Regions from separate parts of the Homo sapiens genome. Here region 2 is linked to region 1. Evidence: read pairs that join two places in POLR2A ChIA-PET (ENCODE). Cell type or tissue: OCI-LY7. All regions are shown on one strand.

The links. ChIA-PET counts read pairs that join two places held together with the same protein. Peaks named below come from ENCODE experiments on the same cell type or tissue, not always from the same donor. Only the 100,000 strongest peaks of a DNase experiment are listed, where the experiment ranks them.
Region 2: POLR2A ChIA-PET joins it to region 1 with 6 read pairs; 2 of 35 experiments call an interaction of 5 or more read pairs at or near these places.

Annotation. Positions count from the first base shown.
Region 1 is chr19:35,276,264-35,284,263 of GRCh38, forward strand. USF2 (upstream transcription factor 2, c-fos interacting) reads left to right here. Exons shown (of 10, transcript NM_003367.4): 8 at 2,435-2,529; 9 at 2,683-2,811; 10 at 2,904-3,558. The coding sequence ends at 2,993. It overlaps HAMP (hepcidin antimicrobial peptide), which reads left to right and starts at 6,265. Exons shown (of 3, transcript NM_021175.4): 1 at 6,265-6,404. The coding sequence starts at 6,315. RefSeq lists enhancers at 3,759-4,258, 3,931-4,430, 3,937-4,081, 4,521-4,600, 4,691-4,740 and 1 more and a cis regulatory region at 4,002-4,015. In OCI-LY7, no CTCF peak of the experiment used is centred here; a DNase peak (open chromatin) is centred at 4,448; H3K27ac peaks cover 489 bases.
Region 2 is chr19:35,528,120-35,536,119 of GRCh38, forward strand. It overlaps SBSN (suprabasin), which reads right to left and starts at 192. Exons shown (of 4, transcript NM_001166034.2): 1 at 1-192. The coding sequence starts at 162. It overlaps GAPDHS (glyceraldehyde-3-phosphate dehydrogenase, spermatogenic), which reads left to right and starts at 5,337. Exons shown (of 11, transcript NM_014364.5): 1 at 5,337-5,475. The coding sequence starts at 5,409. RefSeq lists enhancers at 843-1,343, 6,194-6,323. In OCI-LY7, no CTCF peak of the experiment used is centred here; no DNase peak of the experiment used is centred here.

The sequences.
Region 1 (8,000 bases):
GTTTCGCCATGTTGGCCAGGCTGGTCTCAAACTCCTGGCCTCATGTGATCCACCCTCCCAAAGTGCTGGGATTACAGGCGTGAGCCACCCCACCCAGCTTCTGAATTTTAAGTTTCCTATGGAGTAACTGAAGTGCTTCTGTGGAATGAACGTGGCCTTGGTCCTAATGGGTCTTCCTGTATTTCAAATGTGCCATGATGGTCTTCCGAAGCCACAGGCTGGACAGCATTACCGCCTGCTAATGTCAGGGCCTGGATTCAAGGGCCTGGGACTCTGGAGGAGGAGGAGATGCGGTCCTGACCTGCGAGCAGAGCACACAAGGCCTTGACAACCGATCTTTACAACCTTTTCCCACCCCTGCATACCCTGAAATGGTTTTCAGGCCACCATTTCTGGGATCTTCCCAGCTGCCTGCCTTAGAGTCTTTCTCTCAGAAACCAGCCCGAATGTTTCCTGGATCTCTGAGGATTCATCCCACCCCCATTCCCATGCAGAGGCCATGGCTCGGCGCCTGGCGTTCCCGAGGCACTTTGTACCATCTTCAGTGATGACACGAATGCAATGGGGTTAGTGCCACTTGCCCACAGTGGTGCTGCGAGTGCCCATGGGGCGCACCGGGGCTGCTTCCACCCTGGACCCCAGCCTGGCGGAGGGCCTGGCACATAGTAGGGCGGGGAGTAGGTGTGTAAGAAGTAAGCTTGCTCTGGAGAGGATGTACCTGCAGCCGGCGCCCAGCTCTCGAGAGGACTGTGGGAGGGCAGAGGCTGAAACGAGGCCGCCTGCCGAGTTCCTCCACAGACCCCTGGGCGAGGAGCGCTCTGCTGGGGACTGCGCCAGCGGTGCCTCCAGGCCTGGACTCTCAGCTCCGCTGCTGCTTTTGGCCAGAGTTCCCAAAGGCGGGTGTGGTTGTCTTTGGTGGGAAGGTTCAGCGCACCGCGATAGTAATAGGGGAGCAAGCACTCGCTGAGCCCAGTGCAGGGCCTGGACCGTGCTCCATAGCAAGCACTGATCTTGGGCTATTGGTTTTGGAGGAAAGAGGGAGCACAAGGATGGAAGGGGCCAGGGAAGAGAGGTCACGGTGGGAGAAGGAGAGTCCGCATCCATCGGAGGGTTTGTCACTCAGGCCTGAGTGGGAGGCACTGGAGGCAGGGAGAGGCCAGTCAGCAGCATGCGGCCACAGCCCAGAGAAGCCAGAGGGGTTTGCTGGTGGGTGGGCCCCAGCCTTTTCAAGGGAACGGCAGGTCTGGGGAGCTGCCGATCTCGGGGTGTGAGGGTAACGGGCAGGCTGTGGCCCACCCCTCCTTCTCAGGCTCACTGGACCCCTGACCGGTTTCATCACCATTATCCAAGGCTTTGAAAAGACCCCCTGGCCTTCCTGCCACATGTGCCCTAGCTATAGGGCTTCGTTCCCCTCCACAAATGGTGCAGACAGCATGAGCCACCCTGGCAGGGGGCTGGGGGTCCGTGGGGTAGGAGTTGGGGGTAGCTGAGCGTTCTTTCCTGTCCCCACGGTGCCTGGTGCTGGGGCTTGGCAGCCAGGGTTGGGACAGCCTGGCTTTAGCAGGTCCTGAGTCAGGGGTCTCAGGCTCCGCAGCACACAGTCCCCAGGCAGGTGTCAGGATGGGATGTGGCCAGAGAAAGGCATGTGCTCTGTCTGGGGATAGCTGCCACCCAGCTGACACAGTTGGCATGAGATTGTGGAGTTTTATGGAGTAAAATCACAAATCTGGGTTTTTTAAGTAAAACCTTCTATGAGTTGCCATCTCTGGCCTTCAACATAGGATTTGGGTCTTTCCTGGGTGAGCTGGTGCTTTGTGGGCCAGGCCCTGGGAGCTGCAAGTACCAGTTGGGATCTGCCATTGCCCTGTGGAAGGATTTTAAGCAGGGGTGAAACATGGTCAGACTTGGATTTAGAGATGAGGAAAAAAAACAAAATCACGGTGCCAGAGTCTCTGGGGAGACTGGAGAATGCAGTGCAGGGGCCGCAGGAGCCAAAAAGGGGCACTGGTCCTGCGAAGAGTGGCTCTGTCCATCCCTGCCTTCCAGTATGTGCCCACTGTGACCAGAGCTCCATTTCTCAAAAGAAGCCAGTGATGCCAATTACCATGAGAAATTTCCTTATTTTTAACTGTCGATTAAAATTTGTACAAGTATGGTGGGGCAGGCCTGCAAAATGATCTCCAAGTGCCTGGCCTTTGATGCCCGTCCTAAAAGCATGTGTGGCACTGGAGGGCCCACGTTTCTTTGTTCCTCTTGAGAAGCTGGGGTGGGGGCCGGCTGGGCTCAGGGTGCGGCCCCTCACTTCCCAGGGCTGTGGTCTCGGTGGGGCCTGCACTGTTCCTGGGTGTCCTTGGGCTGAGCCTCTGCCCTGTGAGGACGGCCGCTCAGGCATGATCCGTCAGCGAAGCCGTGGCTGTGACTCTGTTTTCCGCAGTGGAGCGGAGGCGGAGGGACAAGATCAACAACTGGATCGTCCAGCTTTCGAAAATCATTCCAGACTGTAACGCAGACAACAGCAAGACGGGAGCGGTGAGCACCCCGGACCCTCAGTGTCTGCGGTGGTCCCGGCCCCCGACCCTTGCATGCAGAAAGTCCAACAGCCATGGGGCTCGGGAGTCATCCCTGGGGTGGAGGCCGGTGGGCGGTGCCTGCCCTAAGGCTCCTGGTCCCCTCGCCCCCCAGAGTAAAGGAGGGATCCTGTCCAAGGCCTGCGATTACATCCGGGAGTTGCGCCAGACCAACCAGCGCATGCAGGAGACCTTCAAAGAGGCCGAGCGGCTGCAGATGGACAACGAGCTCCTGAGGCAGCAGGTGGGTGCGGGGCCTGGAGCGGGTCAGGGCCCAGGAGCCCCAGATGCAAGGCGCTGGCCCTCAGCTCCCTTGACCTCCGTCGTGTCCGCCAGATCGAGGAGCTGAAGAATGAGAACGCCCTGCTTCGAGCCCAGCTGCAGCAGCACAACCTGGAGATGGTGGGCGAGGGCACCCGGCAGTGACGCCCGCCACCACCACGCAGCCGCCGCCGCCCACGCCGGCCTCTGCTGCCCCCTTCCCCAGCCCTTAGCACAGAGAGGGACACATGCCCCTCCCCCAGCTGCGTTTTTTTATAGTAGATTTTTAACAAAAAACGGGGAGAAATAATGCATTTCTGTGGATACAGTGCCCACCGCCCTCCTCCACTTGGAAACGGTATCCTCCCTGCCCATCCGTCTGTCTGTCGCCCTTCTCCCGGCCCTCACTAAGCCCCGGCACTTCTAGTGGTCTCACCTGGAGGCAAGAGGGAGGGGACAGAGGCCCTGCCACGTCCCGCTGCCTCCTGCTCTCTGGAGGTACTGAGACAGGGTGCTGATGGGAAGGAGGGGAGCCTTTGGGGGGCCACCCGGGGCCTGGACCTATGCAGGGAGGCCACGTCCCACCCCACCTCTTGTTTCTGGGTCCCTGCTCCCCTTTGGGGGTGTGTGTGTGTGTTTTAATTTTCTTTATGGAAAAATTGACAAAAAAAAAATAGAGAGAGAGGTATTTAACTGCAATAAACTGGCCCCATGTGGCCCCCGCCTTGTCTGCTTGTGTGTTTGTCCATCTCAGGAGTGGGGAGGGGGCCTGGGGTCTGCAGAGCTCCACGAGGCATGGTTCTGCTGTTGTGCACATGGCTGTGCATGGTCCCTGCCAGCTGCACCACCCATTACCCAGTGGTTGGTTGGATGGATGGAGGAATTAAGGAATGAATGTCCCCTTTGAGGCCCTAGACGTGCATGAGGGTGTGGGGAGCTGGGGTCAAGGACATGTCCCATGTTGGAGGAGAGGCAGGGGTCTCCGTGTCAACAGTTCCTGAAAACACAACCAGCCCCTGGCCCTGCCCTGCTGGGCCAAAGCCCTCCCCTCTGCACCAGCCAATAGTGGGGCCTGGCCTTGAGCCCCTCACCCCCAGGGAGGGCAGATGGCCAGGGCGCCAAGCTTGGCCCGTCAGCCTGTCGCCTTGCACCAAGGCTCTGGCGCCTGTGCTGTGACCCCTGCCCCTGCTGATGATGAAACCTGTCCTCAGCTGAGATGCAGCGATGCCTGGTAGGGCTGGGGGCTGCTCCTGTGTCTCCCCAGGTGAGCACACCCCTATTCACTGGGCCCTGCTTCAGCCTGCAGCACCCTTCAACTCCCAGGAGCTGGGCTTGCCACTCTGCTCACCTTGTGGAGCTCCATCTGCCTTTCCTCCCCAATTCCCCCACTCCCTGCACTCGTCTCTTCCCACAAGAGCCCTGTCTCCTTTTCCTAGCTATTCCCATCTGAGGCCATCTTTATTCATTTAGTTTTTAGAGACAGGGTTTCACTCTCACCCAGGCTGGGGTGCAGTGGCACACAATCACGGCTCACTGCAGCCTTGACCAACTACAGGTGCGTAGCACCACAGCCAAGTTTTTGTATAGATGGGGTCTCGCTTTGTTACCCAGGCTGTGACAAGAGGAGCCTCCCACGTGGTGTGGATGAGGAGGCAGATGGCAGGGCCTGTGCATTTCTGTGCTTGAGTGGGCCTTGAAAGTGGTTCAGCAACCAGGAAGAAGTGTTCATTCCTCGACAACAACATCCCCGGGCTCTGGTGACTTGGCTGACACTGGATGGCCCTGGAATGAAAAAGGCAAAGAGGCAAAATGTGCAAGGGCCCATCTGGAACCAAGGTTTGTTGATCCCCTGGGCCGTGTGCACCCTGAGCTGGGCCTGGTAGTGGAAAGGAATGAAGGCACTGCAGTCAGGCAGCCTGGGTTCATCCCCCAGCTAGTGGTGTCCTAAGGAACCGGCTCCCCAAAAACATCCCTGGCTTGTAGTGCTTGCCAATTTCTGGGTGTCAAGACTCCCACTGCTGCTGATTTCAGGATACCAGCATGATGCCACTGAATGCAGAGTTTCGAGATGTGCATGGTCTGCTATGTTGAGCCAGGTCTAGCATACCGCTGTGCCCTGCTGTGTTTTAGGGGAGATGGGGAAACCTGGTGGGTAAGAGCAAAAGCCCTGGAGTCAGGCTGTCCAGGCTAGAATCTCAGCTCTGCCTCTGGCTGAGCAAGCTTGGGCCATGCCCTGATCTCTGCCTTCAGTGCCTTTTCTGTAAAGTGAAGGAAATGAGTGTCCGACGGGGAGGAGGTTCCTAAAAGGGAGCAGGGTCTGGGGAGCCCAGGCCTCTGGGGTTGGGTGACTGAGAAGGCAGCCCCTGAATACAGAGCAGAGCTGAAGGTGGGGCAGTAAGTGCTGCTGGGAGAACAGGCAGCACAGGCTGAGTTGGTGCAGAAGTGAGTCAACATATGTGCCATCGTATAAAATGTACTCATCGGACTGTAGATGTTAGCTATTACTATTACTGCTATTTTATGTTTTATAGACAGGGTCTCACTCTGTCACCCAGGCTGGAGTGCAGTCACACAATCATAGCTCACTGCAACCTCAGCCTCCTGGGCTTAAGCGATCTGCCTCAGCCTCCCAAGTAGCTGGGACTACAGATGTGTGCCACCACGCCTGGCTAAATTTGTTTAAAATTTTTTTTGTAGAGATGGGGTCTCCCTATGTTGCCCAGGCTAGTCTTGAACTTCTGGGCTCAAGCGACCCTCCTGCCTTGGCCTCCCAAATTGCTGGGATTACAGGCATAAGCCACTGTGCTGGGCCATATTACTGCTGTCATTTATGGCCAAAAGTTTGCTCAAACATTTTCCAGTTACCAGAGCCACATCTCAAGGGTCTGACACTGGGAAAACACCACGTGCGGATCGGGCACACGCTGATGCTTGCCCTGCTCAGGGCTATCTAGTGTTCCCTGCCAGAACCTATGCACGTGTGGTGAGAGCTTAAAGCAATGGATGCTTCCCCCAACATGCCAGACACTCCTGAGGAGCCTGGCGGCTGCTGGCCATGCCCCGTGTGCATGTAGGCGATGGGGAAGTGAGTGGAGGAGAGCGGAACCTTGATTCTGCTCATCAAACTGCTTAACCGCTGAAGCAAAAGGGGGAACTTTTTTCCCGATCAGCAGAATGACATCGTGATGGGGAAAGGGCTCCCCAGATGGCTGGTGAGCAGTGTGTGTCTGTGACCCCGTCTGCCCCACCCCCTGAACACACCTCTGCCGGCTGAGGGTGACACAACCCTGTTCCCTGTCGCTCTGTTCCCGCTTATCTCTCCCGCCTTTTCGGCGCCACCACCTTCTTGGAAATGAGACAGAGCAAAGGGGAGGGGGCTCAGACCACCGCCTCCCCTGGCAGGCCCCATAAAAGCGACTGTCACTCGGTCCCAGACACCAGAGCAAGCTCAAGACCCAGCAGTGGGACAGCCAGACAGACGGCACGATGGCACTGAGCTCCCAGATCTGGGCCGCTTGCCTCCTGCTCCTCCTCCTCCTCGCCAGCCTGACCAGTGGCTCTGTTTTCCCACAACAGGTGAGAGCCCAGTGGCCTGGGTCCTTAGCAGGGCAGCAGGGATGGGAGAGCCAGGCCTCAGCCTAGGGCACTGGAGACACCCGAGCACTGAGCAGAGCTCAGGACGTCTCAGGAGTACTGGCAGCTGAACAGGAACCAGGACAGGCACGGTGGCTCATGCCTGTAATCCCAGCACTTTGGGAGGTTGAGGCAGGCAGCCCACTTGAGGTCAGTTTGAGACCAGCCTGGCCAACATGGTAAAACCCCGTCTCTACTAAAAATACAAAAGTTAGCCAGGCTTGGTGGCAGGTGCCTGTAATCCCAGCTACTCGGGAGACTGAGGCAGGAGAATTGCTTGAACCCGCAAGGTGGAGGTTGCACAGTGAGCTGAGATTGCACCACTGCACTCCAGCCTGGCAACAGAGCAAGACTCCATCTCCAAAAAAGAACAGAAATCAATGAAGCACCGAGTGACAGGGACTGGAAGGTCCTAATTCCATGGGTATTTACGGAACCCCTACGCCGTGTGGAGTCTTATTCTAGACAGTGGGGACGAGGCCATGAACAAGGTAGATGAGAGAGGAGATTTCTCCATCCTGGTCAGGGAATTTGTTAAAGACTGATGAAAACATGAATAAATAATTGTGTCTAGTACATTCTATTCGTGAATCTCATAACAGACAGTGGTAGAGTGACCGTGACCCATTCGCCACACAGTAGAGTCACTTTTTTGGTTTGTTTTTTAGAGACAGGGTCTTCCTCTGTTGCTGAGGCTGGAGTGCAGTGGTGCAGTCATAGTTCACTGCAGCCTCAACCTCCTGTGCTCAAGCAATCCTCCCACCTCAGCGTCCCAAGTAGCTGGGACAGCAGGCACATGCCACGGGTTGGGGGACCACAGGCATGGTCAAGGGGCTGGCAGTCAAGCAAGTGTTTCATGAGAAAGTGACAGTTGACCTTCGTCTTGGAGGGTGAGAGATGGAGGCAGCAAAGACCTAAGGAGAGGACAAGCCAGCATAGCCCAGGGTCAGGCTGAACAAGAGGAGATGGTGGGACTTGGGGATAAGGCTGAGGGGTGGGCAGTCCCTAAGTCTTGTGGGCAACCATGCAGACACTGATTTTTCCTTGGAATAAAGAGGAAGCCCCCATAAGCTTTTTTTTTTTTTTCTGAGATAGGGTCTCGCTCTGTCGTTCAGGCTGGTGTGCAGTGGCATCATCTGGGCTCACTGCAACCTCCGCCTCCCGGGTTCAAGCAATTCTCCTGCCTCAGCTTCCCGAGCAGCTGGGATTACAGGCGGCTGCCACCACGCCCGGCTAATTTTTGTTTTTTTAGTAGAGACAGGGTTTCACCATGTTGGCCAGACTGGTCTTGAACTCCTGACCTCAGGTGATTCTCCCACCTCGGCTTCCCAAAGTGCTGGGATTACAGGCGTGAGCCACTGCGCCCAGCCTCCTGTAGGTTTTTAAAATGGAGAAAACCACAATCTCACTGGCCATGTTTTAAAAAACTTAATCTGCCAGTCAGGCACCATGGCTCACACCTGTAATCCCAGAGTTTTGGGAGGCCAAGGTAGGAAGATCAGTTGAGCCCAGGAGTTCAAGACCAGCTTGGGCAACACA
Region 2 (8,000 bases), 250 kb after region 1:
GATGCCATCCAGGGCCTTGCCCACCTCTCTCTCTGCATTGCTCAGCCCTCGGTTGATCCCTTCAATGACCTTCTCAATGGGGTCATCGCTGGCCGCCCATCCAGACAGGGCCCCCAGTAGCAGAAGGAGGGAGCAGGAGCCGACCAGACGTGCAAGATGCATATTGCTGGGAAGGTCGGGAAGGATGCAGAGAGGAGCCAGGGAAGCCACGCTGCTATTTATCCTCTCTCCCTCTCGCCCTCTTCTCCACCCCTCATGACTCAATTACCCCTGTGAGGCACTGAGTTGGTCTTCAGTCAAGGAGGTGTTTCCCAGGGAGATTTGGAGTTGAGCAATGGAGAGGAGGAGGAAGAGAGGGTGAGTCATGGATGGAGAAGAACTCTGGCATCTTTGCTCCTTGCCCTCCACCCCAGAGATGGGTGTCTGCCCTTCCAACCACCTCCTCTTTCATTCCTCACCCACTGTCCAGGCCTCCTCTCTCGCAAACCCACCTTCCACCATGCTCCATCCCTGGGATGCAGGCAATTCTTCAACACCTCACTCCTCTCAGGCATCTAAGCCTCCAGCTCCCCAGGCAGTGAGGGGCTAGAATGATGGGAGGCACCGTCTGGAGAGGGGAGAACACTAGGTGGGATGAAGGAGTCATCAGACCTCGTTCTTGTGGGCCAGCCCCTGCCCTCACTCATTCCATTCCAGCCACACAGGCCTTCTCCCTGTTCCACAAACACACCAAGCTCATTCCTGCTGCAGGGCCTTTGCACATGCTCCTCTCTCTGCCTGGAATGCAGAACCCAGATCTTCACGTGGCTGGCTCCTCCTCATCCGTACTTGACTTAAATGCCAACTTCGCAAGAAAACCTCTCCTGACCATAACATGGCATTAATTATACTCTGTAGTATCACCCTTTTGTTTTCACAGAAAAAAAAAATCTGAAATTACCTTTATTTTTTATTGCCTGTCTCACCTACTAGCAATGTAAATTGGTCGTGTTGATCACTGCTGTATTCCTAGCTTCTTGAACACTGCCTGGGGTTCAGTAAATATTTATTGACTGGACAAATGGATGGATTCGAACAGGCCAAGGAAAGAGACTCCGAGCCCGAGTCTGGGTCTCACAGGGTGCTGGAGGGAAGGGCGCCTGGGTCGCCAGGGCAGCATAGAGTCCCTTGTGGAGTGCCGCAGATTTTGGAGGCAGGATCCCATTCCTGTCGCAGAACCCAGACCTCCTGCCTCCCAGCCCTTGGGCAAGGGCAGGGGGCTGATTGCCACGAGCTGGAACAGGACGCAGTGTCTCCTGAAAAGCCGGTTGAGGCAGCCACGGGGAGGGGCCGAAGACCCAGGGCAGCAGGAGCCTGTGAGCCAGAACCTGGGCTGGGGCCAGGCCCTCATCCTTCCTGCCCTCCCGACATGGGGCCTCCTAAGCCCCAACCTGAAGCCCCAAGTGTTGACATATTGGCTCGGGTTGGAGGGGAAACAGCTGAGAGTCTGGCCTCAGGCATGAAAAGGGCATCGGAAGGAAGGGCAGGTGGTGGTGGGCAGGCTTGGGGCAGCAGATGCATCTAGAAGCCAGTTGGGAGGGAGGCTAAGACCAGAACGAGAGCCAGTGGGTGGGTACAGTAGGTGCAGGGGTGAAAGATATTTGGGTTTTGGTGCCAAGGGGAGAGACTGAGAGAGGGGTGGAGGTGGGATTGCTGGTGGGAAGGCCAGGCAGGAACAATGTGCAGGGTGTGAGCAGCTGGAGGTGGCAGAGCTATGTGTGTGGGTGCCCAGGTGTGGCGAGAATCTGCACGTGTTTTCAGGCTTTGCTCAAACAAAGGCGCCAAGGCCCACTCCCCTCAGAGGACCCGGGGTTCCTCTCCAGCTCCTGGACACTTGACTCCACCCAAAGACAGGCATCCCAGGACAGATATCCAGAAGCTTCTGCCTTCTCTGGGCTCTGCCTATAGAGGGTGACTAAGTGTGCCACCTCTCCAAGCTTGAGCTCATCAAATCTGTTTCCCGGTTTCACACTCCAGGGACAAAGCCAAATTCCTGGGCAAACTCAGGTGTGGTTTTTCTGCCCTGGTCCAGGGCCGAAATGATGGAGTTTCCCATACCAGGAGGTGGCTGGGCAGAGAAGAGTGGGTGATGAGTGTCAGAATCCTAACCCACCCAGAGATCAAGAGGTGGGATTTCTCCCACTTTGAACTGTGTTCCATCTTCTTTTTGTGTTTTTGGAGGGAGAGTCTCACTCTATCCCCCAGGCTGGCATGCAGTGGCATGATCTCGGCTCACTGCAACCTCCGCCTCCCGGGTTCAAGTGATTCTTCTGCCTCAGCCTCCCGAGTAGCTGGGATTAGCCGGGCACCTGCCATGATGCCCAGCTAATTTTTGTACTTTCAGTAGAGACGGGGTTTCACCATGTTGGCCAGGCTGGTCTCGAACCCCTGACCTCAGGTGATCCGCCCACCTCGGCCTCCCCAAGGGCAGGGATTACAGGCGTGAGCCACTGTGCCTGGCCTGAACTGTGTTCCATCTTCTCTATCCCTCTCCACCCCATCCTTTCATCTTCTGCCAGCCTCAGTCCCTCTCCTCTGTCTCTCTATTCCCATGTGGCACGATTCGATTCAGGACTTCAGCATCTGGCTCCATAACTGAGAATGGCCTGGAGTTGTCCTTTCTTTATTTTATTTATTTTTTTTATGAAGTATCACTCTGTTGCCCAGGTTGGAGTGCAGTGGCAATCTCGGCTCACTGCAACCTCCGCCTCCCAGGTTCAAGTGATTCGCCTGCCTCAGCCTCCCGAGTAGCTAGGATTACAGATGCATGCCACTACACCTGGCTAATTTTTGTATTTTTAGTAGAGATGGAGTTTCACCATGTTGGCCAGGCTGGTCTCAAACTCCTGACCTCAGGTGGTCTACCTGCCTCGGCCTCCCAAAGTGCTGGGATTACATGTGTGAGCCACTGCACCCAGCCAAAATCAGCCCCTTTTGAATCCTGGTTTTGTTGAGGTTATATTTTTCACCTCCTTGATTGTACACCAAAATGTAGCTCCCTTTGTTTAATTAATCATCTGTGTTTTGGTCTCGGTTCGTTAAAACCTCCTCACCTGTACACTTAGTTTACTTTCTTCTCCCAGGCCATCAAAGCAGGAGAGCCTCACCCTGCCCTGGTCCCATGGCAGGTGCTTGGCAAATGAATTTCTCATGGATGTTGGCGGAAGGAAGAGGTTATGTCATTCTGCCCCTTCTTGCATCCATCCCTCTCTGGGATGGTGACTCCTTCCTGGCACAAACCCCCACTCCCCCTGAACCTTGGTCACAGCTGCGTGTCAACCTGCTGTGCAGGTGATGGTGCCTGCCTGTGAGTCACTGAGGTGCAAGCAAACCCCTACCCCGGGGCTGCAGGGGAGGGAGCTGTTTGTCCACTTGTTCTTTGTCAGACGTTCATTGAAAACCTGCTTTGTATTGTTCTAAGTGCTGGAGGCACAGTCGTGAACAAACAAACAAGAACAGGAGCCCTGTGAGGGGCTTAGAGCCCAAGGGGGAGACATCGAACAAATAAACCAATCAGTAGATCATGACAAACTACATGAAAAGCTACAAGGAAAAGAATGGGTGCTGCGAGAAGATATAACGTGAAGAGTTTGATAAGATTGGCGATCAGGGCCGGGCGAGGTGGTTCACGCCTGTAATCCCACCACTTTGGGAGGCCGAGGCAGATGGATCACCTGAGGTCAGGAGTTTGAGATCAGCCTGGCCAACATGGTGAAACCCCGTCTCTACTAAAAATACAAAAACAAAAAAAAAATTAGCTAGGTGTAGTGGCGCACGCCTGTAGTCCCAGCTACTCAGGAGGCTGAGGCGGGAGAATCACTTGAACCCAGGAGGCGGAGGTTGCGGTGAGCTGAGATCGCACCATTGCACTCCAGCCTAGGCAACAAGAGCGAAACTCTGTCTCAAAAAAAAGAAAAGAAAAGAAAAGATTAGCGATCAGATGAAACCTGAGGAATTGACATTTATTCATTCAGGTATAGTTTATTGGGCTAACGCCTTTTTCAGACAGGGTCTTGCTCTGTCTCCCAGCTGGAGTGCAGTGACACAATCACAGCTCACTGCAGCCTTGACCTCCTAGGCTCAAGTGATCCTCCCACCTCAGCCTCCCTAATAATTGGGACAACAGGCATGCACCACCACACCTGGCTACTTTTTTTATTTTTTGTAGATACAGGGTTTTGCCACATTGCCCATGTTGGTCTCAAACTCCTGGACTCAAATGATCCTCCCACCTCAGCCTCCCAAAGTGTTGGGATTACAGGCATGAGCCACTGCGTCCAGCCCACAAACACCTTTCAGGTGCCAAACACTTTTCTTGTCAATGGGATACAGAAGTGACATAGATGACGTCCCTGTCCTCTCAGAGCTTACAGTCTGGTGGACAGAGACAGTTGGCAAGAAAACAAACAATTTTTAGAGAGACATGTGCTCTAAGGAAAATAAAAACATAGACAGTGTAGCCCTAGAGAAATTTTGCACACTGAAGCATAACTCAGAATGGAGAAGTCAGACAAGGCTTCCTGGAAGATGGGCAGAAATTGGGAAGGGGGTGACGGCTGACAGTGACAGAGAAAGGAGGGAACTTAGATGCAGAGTGTAGAAAGCCTCTCTTAAAGGGTGGGAAACCAAGAGGCAGCCAAGGGAAGCCCTGGGTGGGCCTTCCAGGCATACGGAGGCAGCAAGAGTCACTCCACTGGAGAATCCAAGGGACAGCATGGAACCTGTGTGCTTCAAGAGACAGAGAAGAGGAAAGGGCTTTCAGGAACAGTGTAAAAGGTGGGATTCCAGGCTGGGTGTGGTGGCTCGCTCCTGTAATCCCAGCATTTTGGAAGGCCGAGGTGGGAGGATCGCTTGAGCCCAAGGGTTCTAGACCAGCCTGAGCAAAAGAGTGAGACCCTCTCTCTACAAAAAAATAAAAAGTAAAAATAGCCTGCAGTGGTGGCTGCACATGTAGTCCCAGCTACTCAGGAGGCCGAGGCGGGAGGATCGCTTGAGCCCAGGAGTTCAAGGCTGCAGTGAGCCATGATTGCACCACTGCACTCCAGCCTAGGAGAAAGAGTGACACCCCGTCTCAAAATAAATAAACAAATGATAATTTTAAAAAGTGGGATTCCATTCCAGACGGCAGTGCGTGGCCGTGGAACGGTGATGCATAGCGTGCTGACGTCCCATGCCTCTACGGGGATGGGATGCGATGGTGTCAGGCCTCTGGCTTGGGCGCCGCCCCTCGGCGACGTCACTGGGTACTGTGACGTCACTGGGTGCTGTGACATCAGGGCAATTAGCCCAGGACCCACAGCCCTGGCGCTCCGCACGCACCTCGGTAACATCACAGCAGGTCCAGGCCAATGATAACCTTATAAGAGGCCATGTCGAAGCGCGACATCGTCCTCACCAATGTCACCGTTGTCCAGTTGCTGCGACAGCCGTGCCCGGGTGAGGGAGGCAGCGGAGGGCGCGGGGGAGGGGTGGAAAGGGTAGTGGGGAGCGTCTGCACCCTCACACCTGTGCCGTATCCCTACCGCCCTTCCTGGCGTGTGCACCATCTAGGGACCAGGGGATCAGCCGCTCTCCCTCCCTCCACACCCGCCAGTGTGCTGGCAGAGTGGGGTTTACTGCCATGGCGGGGAGACCGGGCCTCCGCCCCCAGGGCTGGGTGGGCTTCGCGCCGCTATCACGCGGTAGAAAGAGCAGAAACGAGGGCCATCGGAGGCTGCAGCCTGAAAGTGGCGGGAAGTGGGCGGGCTTAGGAGGGGCTTAGGGAGAACCCAGGGGTGCTGGGCTTCCATGTAAAAGTGATGTTCATGGCGCTTCGCGTGAGGTGAGCTTTGCCCTCCCTGTGATGCACAAAACAAGGACACTTGGAACCTTGCCGGGGACGTGCTGACCACTTCGCAGGCGAGAGCTCAGGGAAGCCTCACCACCACCTGAGAAGGCCAGAGTGTGCCCGCAGTTTACAGAGCGGCCAACAGAGGTTAAGAGAGGGCAAACTACTTCCTTAGTCTCTCAACAAGGGCGGCGCGCCCGCGCGCGCGCACACACACACACACACACTCACTCACTCACTCTAGCCGGAGGAACCAGGTCTTCCGGTGGGCTGCCTCCATTCCCACACTGTTCCCTCACTTCCCAAGGGCGGGGGCCGCAGGGGTAGGTGGGGCTGGGGCTTTGGTCCAGGAGACCCTGGAAGACACAGGAGCAGACAGGCTTACCAGCCTCATGAGACTTGAACCCCTGCCCTGCGCATCACTGCTCCGTGGCCTCAGGCTTCATTTTCCCCTCTGTAAAGTGGGTTTATAGCGCATGCCTCTCGGGATTCAGTGGGAGGACGCAGTGAGGAGCTGGGGGCAGCACCCAGCTAGCCCCCAGGCTTTTCTCCAACCGGGGGACCCCACCCCTACAGTGGAGGGGAAGAGAGTGCAAGGCTGGGAGTGCTGGGAGAGGAGGACCATCTGAGTTTTCTTCGGAAGGGTCACCCATTGGGCTCAGATTCCCACCTGAACCAGGTGGACAAATCCCCTTTCTCCCATAGCAGAAACAACCCCCAAGGATGCAAACATCCTCAAGTTCACCAATAAACACTAACACCTTCATGAACTTGGACAGCCACTGGAAACACCTATAGTCCAGCCTCAGGCCACAAGGTCTGTGGCAACAGGGAGAGGTCAGGGAGACAGACAGGCCAGCTGGCCCCCGGCTCCCAGCCCCACCACCCCCCAGGTGCCTTTGATTTGGTGCCAAAAACTTGGACTCCCACTACCCCCTTCCAGCCCTTCTCCACCCCCTGCTGTCTCCCTTTCCTCAGGAATCTGTGTAGGATCAGACTTCCCTCCTCTATTAAAATCAGCTCCTATGTGTGGGCCTCGAGATCTCACTGCGCCCTCACAGCAGCCCCTAGGTGGGGGATCAGCCCCAAGAGGTTCATTAACTTGCTCAAATCCACAGAGCAGCAGGTCTGTGTGGACTGAGCCAGGCTTGACTTTCCAGCTTGAAACTCTCTGCCACCAGGTCCCCTGAGTCTCCACTTCTCCCCTCTTCTCAAGCCCTCCTCTGTAGCTCAGGCGGCTGCTACCTCCAGGCGCAGGTGTTTTTAAGTGCAGTCTGGGAGCAGGAGTGTGTGTGGAGAGGTGGGAGCCAATGTGAGCTTCCATGGGTTTCACAGAGTATGATACACGGTACTCTCTAAGCTTCCCTGAGGATAAGAAATGCCTGGAGTGCTTATTTTATTTTTTATTTTTTTTTGGGAGATGGAGTTTCGCTCTTGTTGCCCAGGCTGGAGTGCAGTGGCACGATCTCGCCCACCACAACCTCCGCCTCCTGGGTTCAAGCGATTCTCCTGCTTCAGCCTCCTGAGTAGCTGGGATTACAAGCATGTGCCACCACGCCTGGCTAATTTTTTTGTATTTTTAGTAGAGACGGGGTTTCTGCATGTTGGTCAGACTGGTCTCAAACTCCCAACCTCAGGTGATCTGCCTGCCTCGGCCTCCCAAAGTGCTGGGATTACAGGCGTGAGCCACCGCTCCCGGCCTGGAGTGCTGATTAAAAACAGGATTTCTGGGCCTCCATACAGACCCACTGAGTCCGATTTTTCTAGGAAGAGCCCTCCTCAGGTGATTTTTTTTTTTTTTTGAGACAGAGTCTCACTCTGTCGCCCAGGCTGGAGTGCAGTGGCGCAATCTCGGCTCACTGCACCCTCCGCCTCCCAGGTTCAAGAGATTCTCTTGCCTCAGCCCCCCGAGGAGCTGGGATTACAGTATTTTTAGTAGAGAACAGGTTTCTCCATGTTGGCCAAGCTGGTCTTGAACTCCTGACCTCAAGTGATCCACCCACCTTGGCCTCCCAAAGTGCCAGGATTACAGGTGTGAGCCACCACGCCTGGCCACTCCGACGACTCCTATCATGGAACAGTTTGGGGACCACTGGGCTAAATCAATTATTGGACAAATTCGGGGAACAATCTA